2 separate regions of the Mus musculus genome follow, and region 1 is linked to region 2. A link is a contact called in ENCODE Hi-C or POLR2A ChIA-PET data. All regions are on one chromosome and are shown on one strand. The core of a region is the stretch at or near the end of the contact, and the rest is flanking DNA. Distances in the headings are between cores, read along the strand shown. Region 1 holds the start of Izumo4 (IZUMO family member 4). Region 2 holds the start of Abhd17a (abhydrolase domain containing 17A).

Region 1 (3,544 bases), core at 668-3,167, 110 kb after region 2:
CCTCTGCTGTTCACTGAGTTCTAAAAACAAGCCCAGGACAGGGGCGGTTAAAACCTGGTTTTCGGAAGTTCTCAGGTTATCTGCTTCTGCCTTTGTCAATGGTTAAGTCTGTGGTCTCTTTTGCATCCTGCTGCCTCCAGCTAGCACCTCTCTGAAGCCCCATCACTTACAGAGCTAGTAACCACTTCCTCCATGCTGAAGGAAGAGCTGGCTGACCTGAGAGTCCTACCTAACTGTCCCCTGACACTCCCACCCCTAGTTCCTGAGCTCCCAACTCTGCATAACGGTAGCAAATCAGAAACCAAAGTTACAAGGATACACGTGGAGCTCTGGAATAATAATTGCCCTGCCTTAACACTATGCCAACCTCTACTTGACTGTAGGCACTTTATTCTATGGAGCCTAGGGAAGGGGTGGAGGCAGGAGGGAAGAGAAAAGGCAAAGTTATTGGCGCAGACCTTTAATCTCAGCGTTCAGGAGGCACAGGCAGGGTGATCTCGCTGAGTTCCAGGATAGCCTGGGCTAAATATAAAAGGAAAGAATTAAAGAAAAGAAAAGAAAAGAAAAGAAAAAAGAAAAAGAAACTGCGGCCAAAGTTAACTTTCTGTGATCTGTTTTTGAGTCTCTCCATCCAGCCTTTCAATGGCTTATTTAGGGGAGGCCGAGGAGTGCTGAAGAGGCAGAAGTAGGGATAGAACCCAGGGCTTTCTACACACAAGGCAAATGCTTCACTCCAGAGCAAGAGCCCAGACCTTCAATGAAGTTTAACAGAAACGTGATCATTTCAAACAAATGAGTCAGCGGAGATGGGAAGGAGGATCCTATCCAGCCGCTGGAGGCTAGCCTGTGCTATCTAGGACCTCAAATATTAAACACGCTTTTGATCCATGACGCTTCCTTTCTCCCTCCTTTTGACAGATCCAGGTCCCCAGCGCCCACTCTGGGCCGGTCGCTGGACACTGTCACCCTGAGGGATGAAGTCCCGCTGCCCGCCGCCCGCCTTGGCCCTCGGAGGACCCACCTGGCTGTCCGGAACCGTCTCTCGCTTCGCCCAGTCTCCGGCCGCGCCCGCAGAGGGACACGCCCGCGGAGGGACACGCCGCACGCCCCGCCCAGGCCGCGCCCGCCAGCCGGATTTACTTCCCTTAAAGGGAAGCAGCCCGGATGGAGGTGTGGCGCCCGAGTTCGGAGGATCACGGTGTGAAAGGCAGGCGGCACTCCGCGCCCCTGGAGACCAGGACGGGCGCTGCTAATTGGCTGTAGTGGAGCGGATGAGGGGCGGGACGAGCCCTCCCTCGCTGGCTCGGGAACTGGCGCCAGCCCAAAGCGCATGCGTAAGGCGCTGTGGATGGGGTGGAGCCTGGGGACAGACTGGCATTACCAGTTGCCAATTGTAACTGGAGAGATTCAGTTACACTCTCCTGGGGAGATCCAGTAGAGCCAGCCCTGGGACAGAAGTCCGGATGGCGGTGGGGTGGGTGTGGTGACAGGCTAGAAAGGGGTGGAGCCATCCGTGGGCGGTACCAGGCCTGTAGGCGGAACCAGGCCTGGGACAGGAGTCTAATCGGGGCCTGGCCAGGTAGGGGCGGAGCCATCCGTGGGCAGGCGCTGTCTTTTTTTTTTTTTTCGAGACAGGGTTTCTCTGTGTAGTCCTGGCTGTCCTGGAACTCACTTTGTAGACCAGGTTGGCCTCGAACTCAGAAATTCGCCTGCCTCTGCCTCCCAAGTGCTGGGATTAAAGGCTTGCGCCATCAGGCCCGGTGGGCGGGACATGTCTAAGCGGGGCGGGACCAGAGTTGGAAGCATGATCAGGCCCGGGCAGGGGATGGCGCGGCCAGGGTCCACAGCGCGAGCTGTTGGTTGGTGCGGCGTGGCAGGGCGTGGCGCGGGAGGCACCGTTGGTTGGTGCGCGGCTGGAGGGTGCGGCGCTGGCGGCGCCGATGTTTGGGCAAGGCAGGCTGGGCCAGGCCATGGCCCTGCTGTTGTTTCTGGGCATGACAGCGGCGCTGGCCCGGGGCTGCCTGCAGTGCGACCCCAATTTCGCGGAGAAGTTCTCCTTCTATCGTCACCACGTGAACCTCAAGTCGTGGTGGGTGGGTGACATTCCTGTGTCGGGGATGCTGCTCTCCGATTGGATCCAGAACACGATGAAGGAGCTCCATCTGGCCATTCCTGCTGAGATCAGTGAGCGGCGGAACCCATTCCAGGGTCAGAAGAGCAGCAGGGAACCGGGCAGGGCCACTCATTTGCTTGCTTTTTCCTCCTGCCCTTAGCCCGGAAGAAGCTATATCAAGTAGCAGAAGCCGTGTACCAGAGGATGGACCAGCTGTACCAGGGGAAGATGTACTTCCCAGGTAAAAAGAGAAACAGGTGGGGCCGGTGCGAGCTGCTACGCACCTGAACTTGACCGTTCTGCTGTGACTCTCACATCAGGGTATTTCCCCAATGAGCTGCGGGCCATCTTCCGGGAGCAAGTGCGCCTCATCCAGAACGCCATCATAGAGAGTGAGCAGTGGGCTCCACAGAGGGGAAGATGATCATGGCCGCTGGCACTTCAGGGCTAGGGGCACTGGAAACAGGGCTCAGGGAGGAGTGACTCTGCAGGAGGCCCTTTTGCATAAATGTTTGCTAGCATGCCCATCACCCCCTTATTTCTGTCAAACTAGTCTCCTGGTGGCACCTAGGAACAATGGAACCATCCTTCCCTTAGGTTATCCCCATCTTTCACTGCAACTGACCCCTTCCTACATCCATGAAACTCATGTAGCACAAGCGTGTAATCCCAGCACTCAGAAATGAGGGAACGAGGCAAGAAGATTGCCACAAATCACAAGGCAGCCTAGGCTACCTTCTCTGTGCTAGGGTATCCTGGGCTACAAAAACAAGTGGGGCTGAGGTGTTGAGCTCTGGGCCTTGTCAGAAAGCACTATCCTGTTATGTCCTCCCCTCCCCAGGCCGCATTGACTGTCAGCGTCACTGTGGTAAGTGAACCATGGTCCAGGCTAAGGGCCACAGTGGCAGTGGCCCAGGCTGGGGAGGGCCCAGGGGAGTCTGGGGCTGCTTCTCATATATTGCAGGTATCTACCAGTACGAGACCATCTCCTGCAGCAACTGCACGGACTCCCACGTCATTTGCTTTGGCTACTACTGCAAGTATGGCTCATGCAGCAATCCCACTGCCCCTGGGGTCCTAGGCAAGGAAGGGGACCAGGGCCTTGGGGATACCCCACCACCAAGTCTTGTGTTCCCCCCCCCCACCCCAGGTCATCGGCACAGTGGGAGTCAGCTGTACAGGGCCTTCTGAAATACATGTGAGCTGGGGCTTATTGGGTACCAGGACATGGAGAGGGAGACACCAAGGGAGGCCACTTGGTCCCCTGACTCCAAACCTACTGTCATTGTAGAAACACCTGGCACAAGTAAGTTCCTGCTGGAATCCAAGGTTGTGTGTGCCTTATGATGAGGGGTTGAAGCTTGCCAAGGCTCAGGAGGACCTTGCCCACACCCTTCAAAGGTCTCCAAGTTCAGCTGGAGGAAGGGGGCA
Region 2 (3,586 bases), core at 414-2,913:
AGTGCTGTCCCTCACACTCCCCTCCGGGTCACTCCCATCATCTTTAAGCCTGCTGGTTCCATCAACCACCACCTGAACCTTTCCCCAACTGCACTCTAACCTTACGAAGGTCCATCTCAGCCGCCGCTATCATTCCGTGTCAAAGGCTTGGCCCTCGCTACTTTGACACTTTCTGCAGCACACACCTATTGAGTGACCTCCCTTCTAGAGTTGTCCTTCCTCCTCCTAGTCACAGACCTCATGCCTAGCCACACATCTTATCAGGTGTGTAATTTCTGGGGTCTCAACCTGCAGTATGTTTTCTAGACAAGTCAAGCAAGGGGAGGCCTCAGTTTCCTGCCTGTGGCTGTCCCTACGTATGCCAGTATCCTGAGTCTGCCATATGGGGAGGAACTCTCAGTCATGATTCCAGATACTTCTACAGTTAACTAGTTCTCCATCCTGCATGGGGCAGGACCTGGAAGACCCACTTCCACTCAACAACCATGTGCAGGGCAGCCAGAGAAAATAAAGCTGTGGAAGAAAGACATTAAAGACATAAGCCTCTGGGACCTGCCAGTGTTATATGGAGAGGACAGACAGCATGTGGGACCTCATGTCACAGATGGGGCCACTGGGTACTGTAAGCCGGGATTATTCACTCACTGCCACAAAGCCCAAGCATTGTGATCACAGACATAAAACCAGGCCCTGGTGTTACAAGCAACCAAGCTACTGTAAGGGCTCTAGGATGACCTACATATGACTGTCTGCTCTGGCATGCCTCACCGGGCCAGTCATAGTAGGGAGGCAACCCTCTAGGAGCTGAAGAGTTCAAAGAATGTAGGGTTGAGGGAGGTGGCTCAGCAGGTAAAGGCACTTGCTACCAAGTTTGAAAATCCGATTTGGATCAGGGGACCAGCATGGTAGGAGAGGACTGACTTCAGGAAGCTGTCCTCTGCGTGGGCGCACACACGTGAAAAAAAGGAAATAGCTCAGTGACAGAGGACCGCAGAGGTAAACCCGGGCAGCAGGAGAGGATTCGAAAAACTGCAAGGGCTCCCAGGGGAGCAGGGTCTGCTCAAGCTGCACCCTCAGCAAGAGGGTGCTTCAGCAAGAGGGCTTCATCGTGGGGGTGATGAGGAACCATAAAGGAGTCCTGGGCTGCAGAAAGGAAGCCTGCAGTGGGCCCCCGCTGGCAGGAAGACGCCAGGTGAGTGGCAAAGGTGGCCGGTGAATGTCAGCAGACAGATGTAGACAGAGAGGGTGTGGGACAGTGGCCTGGGTCTGCGGCTGGCCCGGGCGTTTCTTGGGGACACAGCCGTGTCCTGAGGAGGTTAAGCGACTGCTCCAGGATCGCTGCACTGGGACATGGGGATGCCAGGGACACGGTGGGTGCGCTGGTCTCACAGCCATCCCCGGAGAGCGCAGGGAGGTCTCGGACGCAGGGCCCCCGCTCGATTCGGCCCCACACCATAAACCGCCGCAGCCCGCGCGCGCCCGCCCGCCTGCACTCACCGCCGCCCGCGCCCGCCGGCCCGGGGGCCGCACTCCATGGCTCCCGGCCGCCCGCCCGTGCGTCCGTCTGTCTGTCCCCCGGGGACCCCGACCCAGCCTCCTGCACCGCCACCACCGCAGCTCCGCCGCGGGCGGAAGTGAGCTTGACCTAACACCGCCCCCGGAAGTGATGCGAGGCGAATGCGCAAGCGAGGAGGCCTCTGGCTGTTTATGGGGGCGGAGCAAAGCGACCGCGAAGCGGATTGGGTAGGTTGTTGTGAGGGCGGTACATGTGCTGGAGGTGGGGCCATGAGAAGGAGGAGTCGGATTTCTGGGCGGGGCTCAAGATGGAAGGCGGGACTTGGTTATGCGGGCGGGGCTTTATATGGGGGCGGGGCCTCAATAGAAGTGAAGGTGAATGGTCTGAAGAAGCTTGGCTGGCGACAAGGTGCCCGGTGAAGAGCGGTCTGGGGGCGGGGCCTGGAATAAAGGCGGAACCGAATGGTCTGGGGGCAGGACCTGGATAGGGTGTGACTTTGACCGGAGTAGGGCTGCGTTCAGAGGATGGGATTTGCATTCCCAGTTGATTGGTTAAATTATCCTTGCCTTCCCCCTCCACCCCATCTGCTCATCCCCTCCGTGAATTCCTGGAAGAGGCAATAAAATGAGTTTCTCTCAGGATCTCAAGACAGGAGCTGGAGAGGTGTTCACCCTTTAAGAACACTACACATCCCAGGACCCACAAGGTGGTTCTCAACCACCTGTAACTCCATTTCCAGGAGAATCTACTCCCATTTCAGGCTTCTTCAGATACCCGACAGACACATAGGCAAAACACCTTTACAACCCAATTTTTTTTATTTTATGTTTATTTATTTATTATATGTAAGTACACTGTAACTGTGTTCAGATACTCCAGAAGAGGGCGTCAGATCTCGTTGTGGATGGTTGTGAGCCACAATATGGTTGCTGGGATTTGAACTCAGAACCTTCGGAAGAGCAGTCGATGCTCTTACCCGCTGAATCATCTCACCAGCACCCTACAACCCAATTTTATTTGTCTGTGTATTTACATTACTGCGCCATGGAGCGCCTGTGGAGGTCAGAAAACAGTTTGTGGGAATCCTCTCTGTTCTACCGAGTGAGTCCCTGAGATTAAACTCAGGTTTTCTGGCAAGAGTCTTTTACCCACTGAGCCATCTCACTGGCCCTCGTTTTGAGTTGAGTGTAGGGGGCAGAGGGTGTTCTTTATCTGTTTATTTTATATGTATGTGTGCTTTGCACTCATGTGTGTGCACAACAAATGTACCCAGGGAGGGGGTGTCAAATTCCCAAGAACTAGAGTTATGGGCAGTTGGGTTGCTGGTGAGCCACTACATGGGTTCTGGGAACCAAACCCAGGTTCTTCACAAAAGCAGTAAATGTTCTTTGTTTCTTGTAGTCTTTCTCTTTGTATCCTTGGTTGTCCTGGAACTCATTCTAGTCCAGGGACTTGAACTCAGAGATCTGCCTACCTCTACCAAATGCTGGGATTAAAGGCATGCACCTTGAATTGCACCCACCTACTGTACATGCTCTCAACCATTGAGCCATTCCTCCAGCATCCCCGACTAGGTTTTTTGTTTTTTTGTATTTTTGGGGTTTTTTTTTGGGGGGGGGGGTTCAAGACAGGGTTTCTCTGTATAGCCCTGGCTGTCCTGGAACTCACTCTGTAGACCAGGCTGGCCTCGAACTCAGAAATCTGCCTGCCTCTGCCTCCCAAGTGCTGGGATTAAAGGCGTGTGCCACCACCGCCCGGCTCCCCGTCTAGTTTTTTAAGACAGGACCTCATGCTATATAGATCAGGCCAGTCTGGAACTCATTGTGTAGTTCTGTTGTAGCCTTCAAATTACTGATGCTAACTCTGTACAGTTAATTGTCCTGCTTCTTGGAAGCCTCACCAAAGAAGACTGCACTGTTGTGTACAGACGGTTTGCCTCTGCGTCCCCGTCCCCCGTCCCCCACCCCCCCCACCCGCGCTGCAAAAGCTCCCATCTTCCCGCCCTTCCGAGCCAGCTGTGTAGGCAGCTGGTTTCTGTGCTGCATTCCCTCCCTGGCCGCTCTGAGGAAA

Evidence for each region. Hi-C counts contacts between places; a loop is a spot of excess contacts on that map. ChIA-PET counts read pairs that join two places held with the same protein, here RNA polymerase II (POLR2A).
Region 1: POLR2A ChIA-PET joins it to region 2 with 11 read pairs in embryonic stem cell. The contact joins the promoter of Izumo4 here to the promoter of Abhd17a in region 2. A Hi-C loop is called at or near these places in 1 of 37 maps with a recorded cell type or tissue (gastrocnemius). POLR2A ChIA-PET finds 5 or more read pairs at or near these places in 2 of 5 experiments (both embryonic stem cell).

The regions. Positions count from the first base shown.
Region 1 is chr10:80,700,776-80,704,319 of GRCm38, forward strand. Izumo4 (IZUMO family member 4) reads left to right here and starts at 1,918. Exons shown (of 10, transcript NM_027829.3): 1 at 1,918-2,184; 2 at 2,274-2,354; 3 at 2,434-2,505; 4 at 2,955-2,981; 5 at 3,078-3,153; 6 at 3,264-3,311; 7 at 3,405-3,419. The coding sequence starts at 1,941. Mob3a (MOB kinase activator 3A) reads right to left here and starts at 1,045. Exons shown (of 4, transcript NM_172457.2): 1 at 1,022-1,045.
Region 2 is chr10:80,588,678-80,592,263 of GRCm38, forward strand. It overlaps Abhd17a (abhydrolase domain containing 17A), which reads right to left and starts at 1,664. Exons shown (of 5, transcript NM_145421.2): 1 at 1,498-1,664.